Regions from separate parts of the Homo sapiens genome. Here region 1 is linked to region 2. Evidence: chromatin contacts called from ENCODE Hi-C or POLR2A ChIA-PET data. All regions are on one chromosome and are shown on one strand. The core of a region is the stretch at or near the end of the contact, and the rest is flanking DNA. Distances in the headings are between cores, read along the strand shown.

Evidence for each region. A loop is a pair of places that touch in the nucleus more often than their neighbours do. ChIA-PET counts read pairs that join two places held with the same protein, here RNA polymerase II (POLR2A). Pooled maps may share reads with other maps.
Region 1: a pooled map shows a loop between it and region 2 (5-fold over the local background). The contact joins the promoter of ZNF681 here to the promoter of ZNF93 in region 2. A Hi-C loop is called at or near these places in 3 of 50 pooled maps. POLR2A ChIA-PET finds 5 or more read pairs at or near these places in 3 of 52 experiments (activated B cell, activated T-cell and naive thymus-derived CD8-positive, alpha-beta T cell).

The regions. Positions count from the first base shown.
Region 1 is chr19:23,757,522-23,760,255 of GRCh38, reverse strand. ZNF681 (zinc finger protein 681) reads left to right here and starts at 1,365. Exons shown (of 4, transcript NM_138286.3): 1 at 1,365-1,509. The coding sequence starts at 1,507. It also overlaps a transcript of RPSA2 not described here. RefSeq lists an enhancer at 1,167-1,685.
Region 2 is chr19:19,899,607-19,902,469 of GRCh38, reverse strand. ZNF93 (zinc finger protein 93) reads right to left here and starts at 1,524. Exons shown (of 4, transcript NM_031218.4): 1 at 1,379-1,524. The coding sequence starts at 1,381. RefSeq lists enhancers at 1-322, 871-1,420, 955-1,554.

The DNA.
Region 1 (2,734 bases), core at 116-2,615, 3.9 Mb before region 2:
GAATGGAGGGGGTTAGGGGGCTCGCTTCACCTCCTGGCCCCATGTGGAGATAGGGATGGAGTCAAGGGAGACCCTGGGAAGTCATTTGTTCTGACTGGGTTTTCCCCCAGCTCCACACTTTGTTAACCATTTCCTGGGAAGAGCTTAGGAACCTCCTGTGCTCTAGTGAGTTAGGGCCTCCCCTCACAGGGTATTGGCAAGGAGAAATTCTGAGACTCTGTGACTGAGAAGCTAGCACAGTGCTTGACAAGTACCTATGGGAACTGTCGTCCTCTGTAACTATCATGTAGCCTTGGAGTGTTGAGATGGCCTGGCCTGGCCTGAGGCTTGGCAAAGCTGTTTGAGGGTCAGCTGCTTTAGGCTCCCACTTTCTCCTCAATCAAAGTGGCTGCTTTTGTGTCTGTTTATTTATGGTTTTAAAAACCTGATATATAGGCCGGGCGCGGTGGCTCACACCTGTAACCCCAGCACTTTGGGAGGCTGAGGCGGGCCAATCACGAGGTCAGGAGTTCAAGACCAGCCTGGCCAACATAGTGAAACCCCGTCTCTACTAAAAATGCAAAAATTAGCCGGGCATGGTGGCACGCACCTGTAGTCCCAGCTCCTCGGGAGGCTGAGGCAAGAGAATCACTTGAACCCAGGAGGCAGAGGTTGTTGTGATCTGAGATTGTGCCACTGCACTCCATCCTGGGCAACAGAGCGAGACTCCGTCTCAAAAAAAAAAAAAAAAAAACCTGATATATAAATAGAAAGTGCAGCTGGAGGTGCCGAGGCTCAGTGTCTAGGGCTGTGCTTCATGGGCTTCCTTGCTGGCATGTGGCCAGGTGAACTCTGGGTGTAAGGTGGCTCCTACCCTGGATCTACAATCCCCACCACCTCTCCCAGGCCTGAGTAACCAACACAACGCAGTGCTAAAGAGCGCGTGAGTGACGGGCATCAAGCCCATCCAGGAAGATTTGAATGCCATCTGGGCTGGGGGCTGTCGGGGTAGGGACTATGGCTGCCAGAAACCAGGACGGTCATAAAAGATGAAATATTAAAATAATTGTTATTATATATATTTTTATTTTTGAATAGCTATCTAGTATATTATTTGAAATGCATGTGACCTTACACAGAAGGTTAAAGGCAAATACCCTGTTGGGTGGGCCTGGCTTAGCTCAGGGAGGGAGCCCTGTCTGAAAACGCTGCAACTTACGTTGTTAGTCTTCATTCAGCAGAGCATCTGATCACATCTTCTGTCACTCAGGACCTGAGGGGTGGGGTTTTAATCATTATCCAGTCAGGGACGCTGGGCTGGGAACTGTCCAATCAGGCATGCAGCTGGAGCAGACAGGGCGGCTTCCGGGATTGGCGGGGCCTTTGTCTCTCCCTTCAGCCCGAGCTCCGGGTCTCGTCTTCACTGCTCTGTGTCCTCTTCTTCTAGAGGCCCAGCCTCTATGGCCCTCTGACCTGCAGGTATTGGCGATCCATAGCTAAGACGCCAGGTCCCCCGGAAACCTAGAAATGGTGAGAATGTCGGGTCCGACATCCCGAGAGAGGGGAAGGGGCTGTGGCGGGACTCAGACCTCGCCGCAGTCAGCTCCACAATTTGCGCCCTGAGTTCTCCTCGCCCAGGCGGCCTCAGTCCACTTGGACCATAAGATGGCGGCTGCGCTGACAGCCAGCCCCCCGGGCGTCCTTTCTCCTCCCTGCTCAGTGACTGTGTCCTGGCCTGCAGCTCTCTCTGGGTGGCTCTGCATCCGCAGCGCCGGGTCTCTCCCAGATTGTGCAGGGACCACGGGAGGGTCGTCAGGGGCGAATCCTGACGGGTGCCGGGTTCATGAATGGGAAGAGCTTTGGTCCGTGGCGTTCCTAGTCTCTCTTTCCTTTCATTAAAAATGTATGAGAGTCAAAAGGCCTGGCGCGGTGGCTCGCGCGTGTAATTCCAGCACTTTGGGAGGCCGAGACAGCCTCCCGAGTAGGTGTAATTACAGACATTTGCCACCACGCCCGGCTAAATTGTTTTCTTTTCATATGGCCATTAGAAAAATAGATGAAGCAGTCATGGTCCCTACAATCCAGGAGCTTTTAGTCTAGCAACTGGATAAATGGTTAAATTAAGCATCATATAATTGGTACAATAAATAGATGTGTGCAGAAAATTTGGGCTCTATTTGTGCCACTTTATATAATTGTGACTTGCGATGTCATCACCTGAAGGGATATTTATAGACAGAAGAATTATTTCTATTTCCATTTCTTTTACCTTGTTAATACATATTTATCTTTTAATAAAATTACCCTAGAAAACCTTTATAAATGTGTTCAAATTGCTTATTAGTATATGTCATATAATTGATAGGGCAGGGTCTAAGAAAGATTAAAATTATACAAACTCTGAGATTTAAGGATTTTTTTTTTAAGGTAAGTTTAGGAAAAACAGAACTGGAAATACCCCAGTGGCATAGAGAACAGAATTCTATATAGAGTCCACTCCCTGCCCCAGTTCTGCTCAGGTTCACCTTTTTGGAGGCCTTATTTAGGTCTGGCCCTACCCTTAAGTCTTGCCTCATAGAACTGATTTTTGGAGATCGGAGTTTTGGCTGGTGAATTCTGCTGCTAGGGCTGGTGCTTACAATTCCTGAAACACAAAAGCAGATAAATTAAAAAAATAAAGTATATATTTTATGGTTATAATTTTTTATTAAAACTAGTGCTTGCATTCTATCTAGCAACTTGTTTTCTATTCTTA
Region 2 (2,863 bases), core at 275-2,774:
CCTGACCAACATGGAGAAAACCCGTCTCTACTAAAAACACAAAATCAGCCAAGCATGATGGTGCATGCCTGTAATCCCAGCTACTTGAGAGGCTGAGGCAGGAGAATCGCTTGAACCCAGGAGGTGGAGATTTCAGTGAGCCATGATTGCGCCACTGTACTCCACCTGGGCAACAAGAGCAAAACGCAAAACTCTGTCCAAAAAAAAAACCTTCTGTTTTAGGCTTAATATTAGCCTTAGCTTGGAGTCACTAGGCTCAAGCTTTGTCATGTCAGAGTTATTCACTTGGTTTTTGAAACTCAGTGTTTGAAAAATCCGTGAAATTACTCAAACACAGTATTTACATAAGGGAAGGAAATTTTAAGATGTCTATTTTTTTTTTAAGACGGAGTCTCACTTTGTCACCAAGGCTGGAGTACAATGGCAAGCTCTCGGCTCACTGCACCTCGCCTCCCAGGTTCAAGCAATTCTCGTGCGTCAGCCTCCCAAGTAGCTGGGATTACAGACGCCTGCCACCAATCCCGGCTAATTTTTGTATTTTTAGTAGAGACGGGGTTTCACTATGTTGGCCAGGCTGGCCTAGAACTCCTGACCTTGTGATCCACCCGCCACGGCCTCACAAAGTGCTGGGATTACAGGCATCAGCCACCGCGCTGGGCCAGGAAGGGGATTTAACCCTAACGCAGTTCCGGTTTTTGTGTCCTTCCCATATTGGCTGAGGTCCCACCGCACAATCTAAGCTGATCCTGGTTGGGCTAGACACAAACTTTTTCCATATAGGGTAAACGCGCGATGTTTTGAGAAAAGGAGAATGGGGAAAAAGAAGGGGTAGGGTTGATTTACAATTTTTACAACTTATGACCAGGAAGTTGAGTCTCTGAAGAGGAACTTAGCTGCCCTAACAACTCCTCAAGTGATCCGCCCGCCTCGGCCTCCCAAACTGCTGCGATTACAGGAGTGAGCCACCTTGCCCAGCCCCATAAATTTTTAATAGGAGAAAAGAGAAACTGTGAACCCAACCCACTAAAGCTCTTCCCATTCGTGAACCCGCACTCCGAGTCAGGATTCTCCCCTGACGACTCTCCCGTGGTCTCTGCACAATCTGGGAGAGAAGCGGCTCTGCGGGTGCGCAGCTGCCCAGCGAGGGCTCCAAGCCAGGGCACAGTCACCGCACAGTGAAGAGACAGGACGCCTGGGGGCTGCGCTATAAGCGCAGCCGCCATCTTATGGCTGAAGGGAACCGAGGCCGAGCTGGGCAAGAACTCCGGCGCAGATTGTGGAGCTGACTAAGGGGATACCTGAGTCCCGCCACCGTCACTTTCCACCGGTTCCAACCAGCCCCTCCCCGTCGCTTGGGATGTCGGACCGGCACTCTCACCATTTCTAGGCTTCCAGGGGTCCTGGTGTCTTAGCTGTGGATCTCCCAATACCTGCAGGTCACAGGGCCACAGAGGCTGGGCCTGTAGGAGCACAGGACACAGAGTAGTGAAGAGGAGACCTGGAGCTCCGGCTGCACCGAGAGACAAAGGACCCGCCAAACCAGAAGCCGCCCTGTTCGGTCCGGCTGCTTGCCTGATTGGACGTTTCCAGCCCAGCGTCCCTGATTGGATAATTCTTAAGGTCCCGCCCCCTCAGGACCTGAGTGACAGAAGATGTGATCACATGCTGGGCTGAGTGAAGAAGAGTAACAGCCTAAGCTGCAGCCTTTTCAGCCAGGGCTTCCTCTCTGAGCTGAGCCACGTCCACCCCAGAGCATGGGAACATTCTCTTTTTTACTCTCTCTTTTTGAATGTATTGAAAAGGTGAACAGAAGTATTTCGTTGTCATATTAATAATACCGTTGGAAGTAAAGTGTTTGGTGTCGCAAAGTGAAACCAGTACTCAGGCAAAAGTTTTTTTAGTAAGGCAATTTACTTCTGCAAAAGGTTTTTGTTTGCATTAATCACGATCGCAAGAGCACCCTGAACAAAGGAGGGAAGGGGTTTTTATTTTTAACGTAAAGTCTCTTCCTCTGTGTTACTCCCCCATGGGCTAGGGTCGGACCCCACAATCTAAACTGACCCGATTGGCTATTTGTAAATATTTTTCCAAATAAGGAAGGGAAGGGGCATGTATAAGTCACAGTGGTGGGACGTGTGGTTTTGAAGGGTGGGAAGGCTGCAGAGTGAGTAATCAAGGGAACAGATGTGAATTATTGATTAGAGCTGTTGGGAAGGAAGGTTGTTACAGTAACTAGGGGCAAGGAGGCATGGAGAACAAGCAAGTTGAGTTTGAGAACAAAGAACAAGAAAGTTAAGACTAAACCTTTGAAGAGGAATTTTATTGTATTTTACAATTTCCCCCTTTTAATTTTTATAATTAAAAAAAAACCTTTTTTTTTGAGATGGAGTTTTTGCTCTTGCTGCCTAGGCTGGAGTGCAATGGCACGATTTTGGCTCACTACAACATTTGCCTCCCAGGTTCAAGCAATTCTCCTGCCTCAGCCTCCCGAGTAGCTGGGAGTACAGGCATGTGCCACCACGACCAGCTAATTTTGTGTCTTTAGTATAGATGGGGCTTCTTCATATTGGTCAGGCTGGTCTCTAACTTCTGACCTCGGGTGATCCGCCCGCATCAGCCTCTCAAAGTGCTGGGATTACAGGCGTGAGCCACTGCGACCACACGCTTTTTAAAACTTTTTAAACATACCTTTACTTTGTTGTTTGACTTGATCTTTTAAAAGGAAAAGTTTATCTGAATAAGGTGGAGGAGAACTAAGGGAGGTTTTCGTAAGTGTCGTTTTTATAAGTCTTTGTACTAGCCCACAGATGCATGGTATGACACAACACCCAACAAGAATTAGTACACCTATTACAACTATAAG